Regions from separate parts of the Homo sapiens genome. Here region 1 is linked to region 2. The links are chromatin contacts, found by Hi-C or POLR2A ChIA-PET in ENCODE. All regions are on one chromosome and are shown on one strand. The core of a region is the stretch at or near the end of the contact, and the rest is flanking DNA. Distances in the headings are between cores, read along the strand shown.

What was found. Hi-C counts contacts between places; a loop is a spot of excess contacts on that map. ChIA-PET counts read pairs that join two places held with the same protein, here RNA polymerase II (POLR2A). Pooled maps may share reads with other maps.
Region 1: a loop to region 2 is called in a pooled map, with 3 times the contacts of the local background. The contact joins two enhancer-like sites. A Hi-C loop is called at or near these places in 1 of 168 maps with a recorded cell type or tissue (Caco-2) and 3 of 50 pooled maps. POLR2A ChIA-PET finds 5 or more read pairs at or near these places in 3 of 52 experiments (HepG2, OCI-LY7 and activated T-cell).

What each region holds. Positions count from the first base shown.
Region 1 is chr5:95,986,612-95,990,902 of GRCh38, forward strand. The region is part of intron 1 of LOC101929710 (a long non-coding RNA gene); the gene reads left to right. It overlaps LOC105379096 (a long non-coding RNA gene), which reads right to left. Exons shown (of 4, transcript XR_001742447.2): 3 at 1,487-1,576. It also overlaps a transcript of CAST not described here. Among named protein-coding and RNA genes, the nearest start is that of ELL2, 27 kb to the left of the region's middle. RefSeq lists an enhancer at 454-748. Within about 2 kb of position 2,465, at least 2 of the 41 ENCODE cell types and tissues checked have a DNase peak (open chromatin) inside an H3K27ac peak, as active enhancers do.
Region 2 is chr5:95,857,032-95,862,005 of GRCh38, forward strand. LINC01554 (long intergenic non-protein coding RNA 1554) reads left to right here. Exons shown (of 3, transcript NR_026936.1): 3 at 1,773-3,102. It overlaps LOC105379091 (a long non-coding RNA gene), which reads left to right and starts at 4,753. Exons shown (of 3, transcript XR_001742813.2): 1 at 4,753-4,974. RefSeq lists an enhancer at 4,937-4,974. Within about 2 kb of position 1,945, at least 30 of the 41 ENCODE cell types and tissues checked have a DNase peak (open chromatin) inside an H3K27ac peak, as active enhancers do.

The sequences.
Region 1 (4,291 bases), core at 1,215-3,714, 130 kb after region 2:
TTTCAAGGCTTTTCAGCTGCTGAAACAAAAAATAAGCCTGTCCTAGAGGCTGATATCGTCTTCTGGAGCCACCTTTCTGAGAAAAGTGCAAAGGTTCTGAAGGGATTTTTAAATTTGATTTCTTAAAGAGTTATTTTTCACAGTTAGATATCTGAGCTCACCTAGAAGCTGAGTAGCCTCAGTAATCTTGAGTTCCCAAATCTACTTTTATTCATTTCACATTCATGATTGTAAGCATCTATTATGTGCCAGGGTAGGGTTATATCCATTGTAAGTAACCTTGGCAGAGTAAAAAATGCTGCACAGAGGCCTGTGGACCACTCCTAAGGACCTTTGGAGTGGCAGAAAGGAGATGGAGAGGATGAAGCAGACAAGCCTGGACAGCTGAGTGTTCCCACCTCTAGAAATAGTGAAGTACTGCACAGTCATAGCCTGTCTGCCCTTGGGCTTCTGATTGCTGCCTGGGACTTTAAATCCCTGAGCTGAGCTTTCCTGACCTTCGGACCCTTGCTGCCCCCACAGCTCCAGAAGCTGGAGCATTTATCTATAACTCAACACCTGGGCCCCAGTCTCAGCTCTAATACAAACACCAGCTCTGTGACCTCACCTTAGCTTAGAGTAGCCTCTCTTGGTTTCATACTTTGATCTGTAAAACAAAGGAGTGTGACCCTTTCTTTTTTTTCTCTCTCTCTCTTTCAGCACTAACCTGTTAACCATGCTTGAGAGAAGAGGTAGAACCTCATCACAACTACCTTTTGGAAATAGTTTTCCTGTACTAGAATAGGGGGCGTCAGTCAACCTGATGATGTTGTACAGGGAAATTTCGGAGATATGCACGTGCCTAGGCGCTGCCTCCAACCAATTAAACAAAAATTTCTGGGGAGTGGGACCTGGGGATGAGTATTTTTGAAGAGCACACCAACTAGTACACAGCCAGTGTTGAGAACCACAGGTTGTGTAAAAGCATCAGGCCTTGAGAGGGACAGATGTAGATGTAATATCCAGAATTTACTACTTATTAGTTGTAAATCTGTGGACAAGTCACTTAGTCTCTCTGAGCCTTAGTTTCTCTATCTGTAAAATTGGGACCAAATTGTATCTTCCTCAAAGGTAGCCATGTGGCACACAGTAGATACTCAATGAATTGTAATTGAGATGGGTCTATTGCTGTGCTGTCCAATATGATAGCCATTAGCTATACGTGACTATTTAAAAGTTAGATAAAGGTAAAAATTTGGTTCCCCAATTGCACTAGCCACATTTAAAGTGCTCAGCAGCCATATGTGACTAGTGGCTACCATATTGGACAGCAGAGATATCAAATGTTTCCTTCATTGCAGAAAGTTCTAGAGACTAGAAAGTGCTGATCTACATTCTACAGGATCTACTTTACTAAGATCCAAGTTTATTAAGGGAAAATTTATCTTTAACTCTGTTCTAGAAAATCCACTACATTAGCTTTTGTCAGGTAAGTAGCAAGACTTACGGCTTGGGCAGAAAAGTAAAGGAAATCCAGGAATCATCCCTTGTGTGGAGACATTTTTGCTTGTTTCTATATACCTATAAATGAGTTTACCTAGAAGTAAACAAGCAAGTGGGAACATGTAATCGATTCTACAAATAATGATCTTTTCTCCCTTCCCTCCCACCAGTTCTGGGGCTACACTTACCATTTAATCCATTTGTTAAAGTGGAACATTAACTTCTTTCTGCCCTATTTGTTCCTACCACAGGCAGTATACAATGAAGCTGCCGGTATGTGTGTGTGTGTGCGTGAGTGTGTGTGATCAAGAGAAAGGGGTACAAGGTGAAAGAAGGAGCTGGCAATGATAAGGGAAGTCCCTAAATAAGTGTCTGTAACTGAGAAAATAAAAGTCATACATAGAACATGTTTGATGATTTTATTATCTGTAATATTTATTTCAGATATTTTGACAGCTCTTTTATTCAAAAAAACTCCTTAGTATTATTTTGATTTACCCATAGTGGAGACTCTGAAGTCAGATGGTCTGAGTGCAAACCATGCTCCAGTATTTGCTATAGCTAACTGATGTTGGATGGGTTTCTTTACCTTTCTAAGTCTCAGTCTTTCCATTTGCAAAATAGGGATAAATGTTGGTAACCACACCTCATAAGGTTATTGCAAAGATTAAGTGACAGAATACGCATAAACTCTTTAGAATAGAATCTGACACCCGATAAATGCTCAGTGAATTTTTAAAAAATTGTTTAGAAAGGACATTTTATCATCAGCAAACAGATGATATGACACTTTTAACTTCAGCAAGTAGAAGAAAATATACATTCCTCATAGGAATTTTGAAGCTATTTAAAAAACGTAATGCTCTTGTTTCTTTGTCATATCTTTTGGAACGAGTGGGCCTGTTTTTAAAAGAACATTTATAGTTCCTATGTTACATAAATGTTCCACTTGTGCTACTGTACTTGTTTAGTTAAGCACAGGCCTAGCAGCTGGGGAAGTGTCAAAGTCTAAAAAGCAAGGGATTGTTGATTTGAGGTACCCTGTGTTAAAAATTGCTAATATAACTAAGCCGCCTTAAAAACAAGGAAGGTAGTTGTTCTTGATGGAAAAGAGACAACCTCTTAAATTCACTTTATATTTGTTTTGTCTTCCTGCAATAATGTTTCTGTTGGCAAAGTTACTTTATTATTATTTTTTTAAATCTGAGAGCATGATATATCTTTTGGGTTTTTAATTATTTAGATGTTTCACACTCTTTTGTTTTGTTATGCACTGTGACAGTGTGACATGCCTAAAGGACCAAGGACCAGCTCCCCAGTGAGTAGAAAGTGCTGTCATTTATTTTTAGAAAGGAAGCCGTATTGGTTCATATAAGCTGCTTTCCCAGCTGAAATAACATAGCAGATTGGTGCTGTTTGAACACTGCTAATTGCTGAACATTCTTAAACTAGTAAATAGGCCTGATTACCTGGACTCCAAACAGTAAGTCAAACAGACCAGATCACTTTTGATAAGAACACTCTATTAACCTTATATATTCCCATTGGATTATCTTCCAGGGATATGAAATGTTAAGTTATAAATGTCTTCTTTTTTTTTAATTTAGAAAGACTTTAGGAAAAATTGTTTGGGATATTTGAAGGTAAGTTAAAGATCATTATGTCCAATGTATGATTTAGTAGATAATTATCAGGTACTATACCATTAGCTGAGAGGTCAACAGTAAAGATGAACCCATTCAGAACAGAAAGTCCTGATTTACAAGATCTTGTTGTACCCTGCCATGTCTGTTTGGGTAACTGCAAGCAAACAGTAATAACTCTAACAAGGAAACAGTGAGCTTTTAATAAATAAAATGTAACATGAGTTCTTTATTAGACCCTTAAATCTCAAAACTAGAAAGCTTTTTAGAATAAAATTCCACTTCTACTCACCCTTTGAAATATTCACTGGAAACACAACTCTAAGATTCCTTCCATTTTCCAGATTCTAGAGCATTCATGTTAAAAATAAGCTTGAAATATTTTATTTAATAATTTAAAAATTATTTTAATTAAATCTTGCTGATGTGAACCATGTCTGTTCCCTTAAGCCTAGAAATGGAGTCTGGAACACAGCAAAAATGACCAAAATATAGTATCATGTCCAGAGTCAGGAAATGTCAGTTTTAGAGAATTGCCAACTTGCTTTGTGAGCTCACTTAGTTTAAAGGAAGTTTCCTTATCAATAGGAGATATAGGGAGTTTAAACAATTTGATGAGGAAGTTTCCTTATCAATAAAGTATAGGGGCAAACTAGTATTCTGAAGTTTTTTCTTTTCTGGATCAAAAATTCAATAATAAGGTTTGTTTTTATAATATTAAAAATATCTTACTGTTTTCTTGGCTTACTATTGAAAAATAGTAGAAAGAAGAAAAAGGAAACATCTACAGTCCCACCAGTCACCTTTAAAATTATTATATTATCTTCTAGTCTTTTTGTTCTACACTTAAAAGAAATTAGAGTTGAGCTCATACAGCATATTATATATGCTTAACATTATAATGTCAAAAACTTTTTATAAACATTTAAAAATGATTATGTGAATATAAGCATTTATCTTCTTATTGGATATTTTACATAGTATCATTTAAAAAATTAATTAATTTTTTATCTTTATTTTTAGAGATGGTGTCTCACTGTCACCCAGGCTAGAATGCAGTGGTGTGATCATAGCTCACTATAGCCTTGAACTTCAGGGCTCAAGTGATACTCCCACCTCAGCCACCCAAAGCACTAGGATTACAGGTGTGAGCCACCACACCGAGC
Region 2 (4,974 bases), core at 695-3,194:
CTTTTTTTTTTTTTTTTTTTTTTGCTGTGAAACTGATAACCATAAAATTTGGTATCTAGAGTCCTGGAGTGTAACAGCTCCTTCTCATACATTAGCTTCCATTCATTACCCCACAACAGTTCTGCATGCTAGCTGGCGTTATTGCCACATTACAGTGAGGGGCCTTGGCGTCTTGGGTTCCTGAGAGATGACATTGCCATATGTGGCTCTTCACGACTGTCCCACAGGCCCTCAGCTGGAATGTGGCAGAACTGGGAGCTGAATCCAGGACAGTGGTTTCCTCATCTGCTCTAGCCAGGAGCAGGCCAGGCCACCCTTCTGGACACAGTCTATCCCACGTGGGGACAGACTGGCCAGCCCCAGCCCGTGGGTCTCAACGCGGCCAGAGCTGCTGTGAGAAATCTTGTTTGTTTTAGCCTTTGGAGTCCTGTCTGTTCTCTGACCTCTGACCCAGAACTGTGTGTTCCAACCACTTCCCAGTCTGTTGTCCTGGCTCAAAACAAAGTGAACGAAAGCTCTTTCCTCAAGCCCTGCTCTCATACTCCAGGGCTCTGTGAAAATGAGTGGTATGGGCACATGGCTGGTGAGTCACTGTGGCCCTAAAATGAGCGGGAAAATAGAGGGCAGGTCCGGGCCTCGCAGGGCACTAATGGCAGGGAAGCAGGAGGGTCAGCATCAGGAGCCTGGCCTTTGGCCCGCAGAGACCTGAGTCCTCCCCTTACTCCTGAGCTGTGTAACCTTAGGCAGGGAACTTACCCCTCTGGGCCTCAGTTTCCTCATCGGGAAAGCAGGGCTGATCATAGTGCATGGCTTATAGAGCAGTTTTGAGGATTTCATGAACAAAAAAACAAAGGTAAAGCACTTAGCCTTCTGCCTGGCATGAGTAAACCCTCAGGAAACTGTAGTTATTATTTAGTAGCCAGGAAAATACAGAACACTTAATCTGTTGGCTCCCTGGTGTTTCTCGAACTGTCAGCAAACACTTCCACATCACCAGCCAGCAGAGCCATTCATCAAACACCTTTGCCTTTGTCTGTCAGGCCTCCCACTTCAACAAGTGTCCCTGGGTTTAAGTCAGTAACCTCCTAGGCACGGAAAGTTGCCTCACGCATGTGACATGCGAGCACGTCTCTAAAGGGGCAGAGGATCTGGCAAAAACATAGACTCGCAACTTGTCTGTTTCCTGAGACACCCACAATTGGCCTCGTGGAAGTGGTTGACTTCTTCCCATAGCTGCCTGTGTCTTACTTCATCGCCTCCTCCAAGCCCAGGGCCAGCCCTGCCTGGCTGGGGGATCATGACAGTCTTTGTTCCCATATGGGCAAAGTCTTTTGAAAAGAGGGAAAGATCATTAGTTAGCTGTCAGCCTCCAGCGTGGTTAGGTCATGAGTAATTCTTCTAGAGAGCCAGAGCACTGGCAATTCATTTGGTCGAGAACGTTTTATCTACTTGAACGGCGTAGCGAGGAAATAAATGGAACAAGTTATATCAAAATCTCTGTCAACTGAACAATTCCTTACCAATCCAACAAGGAGTATGACGACGATGCCACTTTTCCTACCTTTGAGAGGTCATGCACAGACACCGCACATGAACACACCACATTATACCCCCCCCACCACAAATGGGTGTACCCCCTCTCCCCCCACATACTCACTGGTGCACATATACACGCCACACCACATTCTGTAGTGGGGAAAGGATCATGTGCAGCCTTAAGGGCTGGTTTGCGTAACGGGTGCATATTTCTGCTAGTGTTTTTGTTCTTGCAGTCAGGACTGGCCGTTGTCTGAAAGCAAACCTCAAGGACAGGACTTCTGGACTCCGCAGCCACTTCAGGCTGCTGCTCCATCGCATGAATTCCAGCAGGTGGCGCTGCACCCCGCGCGGACCCGGCTTGCCTCTCGGCCCCAGGGAGGTCGGTTGATGAGCAGTCGGGAAGTGGGTCTGCGCGCACCCCGCTGCAGCTGTGGCAAACGCAAACGATGACACACAGGCTTGACGAGGGCCTTTGTCAGAAGCAATGGGGATCTGGCGTCACCGCACAATGGAAAACAAAGTGCTTCTGCCTGGCTGGCCAGAATGCACGTTTGCTCACTATTGATGCTGGGGCATTTACAGGCAGAATGAGTTCATGTGAAATTTCAGGATCTGCCATGACTCAGATTCACTTTCTGTAAACCAGAGTCAACATTACATTTCCCTTTACTCTGGGCCATTCCTTGAATTTTTAGGTCACCAGTTGTTTTTGTACTAACTGAAGGGATTTGAGTATTTCACAAGCACCTTATTTTTATTAGCATTTTTAGGGCATTACCAATTTGGGACGGATCTGTAGTGTGAGAGATTGTTGTCACTCTTAGCTCCAAACATAGGTTGACTTTATATATTATTTACATGTTCAGAATTATACTGTGTAGAAATTCAAATGAAACTTGCAAAATACTTTTCTGGCAGGAAGCCCTGGAGAGGATCGTTCATGGAAACAAGGATGACGACTGGGGTAAGAAATGCAGGTGACTCGTGAGTGGTCAGGGAGTGGAAGAGAAGACGGCTGGAAGGTTTTAGCATTCAGAAAAAAAATGGAGACAACTAGAGTTGATCTGAAGATTATGGCAGAATTCAATATTGGGGGAAAGAAACAAGATGGGGGTTAGAAATTAGAAACAGCAGAGCTCCACAGGTTGGAAAGGTTGGAAAGGATTTGAGCAAGAGAACAAGGAGCCTGCTAATAGCACCCTGGGTTTACATCAAGAGAAGCACCTGGAGAGAATTAACTCGGGAGGAGGTGGGGGCATGGGAAACCTTTTCATCTCCAAGAGCGGGCAGGAACAGCAGCTGGCCTGAACTTGAAGGTACACCAGGTAGCTTGCGTGGGCCAGGAGAAGGTGATTCTCTTCTATGCCTCTCTCCAACGCCCTGCTTCTGATGCTGCTCCTCTACCTGTATTGAGGGGAAGATACATCCCTAAGAAGTTCCCTGAACCCCATTCTTTGTTGTGGCTAACTGGTCCCCTTGGAATTTTTCTACTAATTTTCAATTCCCCCTCTCACCTGGTGAAATCTTGAATCTTACTGTTCAATAAAAGTTCTTCTACCGAAATTTCTATACCACGTTGAATTTTTTGTGTTTCCTTTGTTTTTAGTTCTTTGGGAGTTTTACTTAGAAAAAAAAGCCTCTGGGGACTAGATAAGGAAGGAAACCTTCATGTGGACCCTCTTGAGCTCTGTTTTCTTTCCTGGCCTCACTGGTGTGGGCTCTCTGGCTGCCCTGCTGATCTCTTGCTTTACTGCATTTGGGTGAGGACTGAGGAGAGGGACAGGAGTGTATTCACTGGATACTATTCAGACTAAAGGATTAGATGTCGTAGGTGAATAAGCAAGAAAGCAAACACATAAACAAAACATCTGAACGTTTTCAATCCAAGTGGAGCAGAATTTAGCTTTTCCAGCTAAACTGCCCCACCCCTGGCACCCAGGGAAAATGGTGCTCGTATTGTAATATATTCTCCCATGGATGCATGCAATATTATGAGTATTTTTTGCCTTGTGATGTAAATTCTCTTTCTTCCTCACTCAGAAAAACATATTGTAGTTGAAAGGAAAAAAAAGAATTCTGGCCGGGCGCGGTGGCTCATGCCTGTAATCCCAGCCCTTTGGGAGGCCCAGGCGGGTGAATCATCTGAGGTCAGGAGTTTGAGACCAGCCTGGCCAACATGGCGAAACCCCATCTCTACTAAAAATACAAAAATTAGCCGGGCATGGTGGCAGGTGCTTGTAATCCCAGCTACTCAGGAGGCTGAAACAGGAGAATCGCTTGAACCTGGGAGGCAAAAATTGCAGTGAGCCGAGATTGTACCACTGCACTCCAGCCTGGGCGAGACTCAGTCTCAAAAAAAAAAAAAAGAAAAGAAAAAAGAATTCTGATCCTTTTTGAGTGTGTGTGTGTATGTGTTTTATGTGTGTGTGAGAGGACACAAATTCAAACTGAAACTTTGCTAAGTAATAGGTTTTAACTGATCTGGATACATCAGGGTAGTGAGAACAGTAAGTCTGGAAAAGAAAACAATAGTTATCAATACACATACACTCTCCCATACATAGAACAATGCCTAGGTCTATTGCATTTTAATATCCGCCGAATAGGTAGCATGAATTCACATCATTTCAGCGATGGGGAAATGGAAACTCGCAGAGAGCTTAACTGAATTTCCTGAGACCATGGGATGTCAGAAGGGCCACTAAATCTTTCAACTTCCAACTCATACTTTAAACTCCTGCCTCTTATCCTTTTTGAAGTGACTGGGGAAGACCAGGTACAGATCTGTAAAATGCTTCATTCCATTTTCAGAGGAGCTGAGGTCAGGTGCTTCCTACAGTCGAGGTCTCGCCAAGAAGACGGTGGCCACGTTCCTCAATTCTCAGGCGAGTGTTTTGATGCCTGGGTGCTTCTGCCTGATGAGCCCAGCATTCATGAAGTACATGTGACAAGAGGACGGCTGGAATATTGCTCAATATTTTCAGGCCGACGGCACTGGCTGCATGTAATTTGAGAGGAGTGTAGAATGTCAGCCGGACTTTTATGACGCACCCCTCTCCTCTTCCTGAGAATTGTTTGCATGTGGAGATTTCCTGCCTATATTTTTAGCGTCAAATTTTTTTGTGGTTGCTCAAGTACCTTCGGCCATGTTTTAGTGACTTACACAGAAGCCCTGATGCCCCTGATAAAACTGATGACCATCGAATGGAAAGAAGTCAGTGTAGAAAGCCCAGGCATTGTCCCATAGCTGGCCCTGTGTGTTTGCACTGATTCCTCAGAATAAGTTTGCAGATAGCTTAACTTCCAGAATTCCTGAGTTTCACTAGTCCCCCTTCTTTATGATGAATTGGAAAAAGGGTATATTCTGGGATAAAGCAAGAGGAAACTGGGTGCAGCAAAGATCCCTAGACCATTTTTCCCAGTGGCCCATTGCTC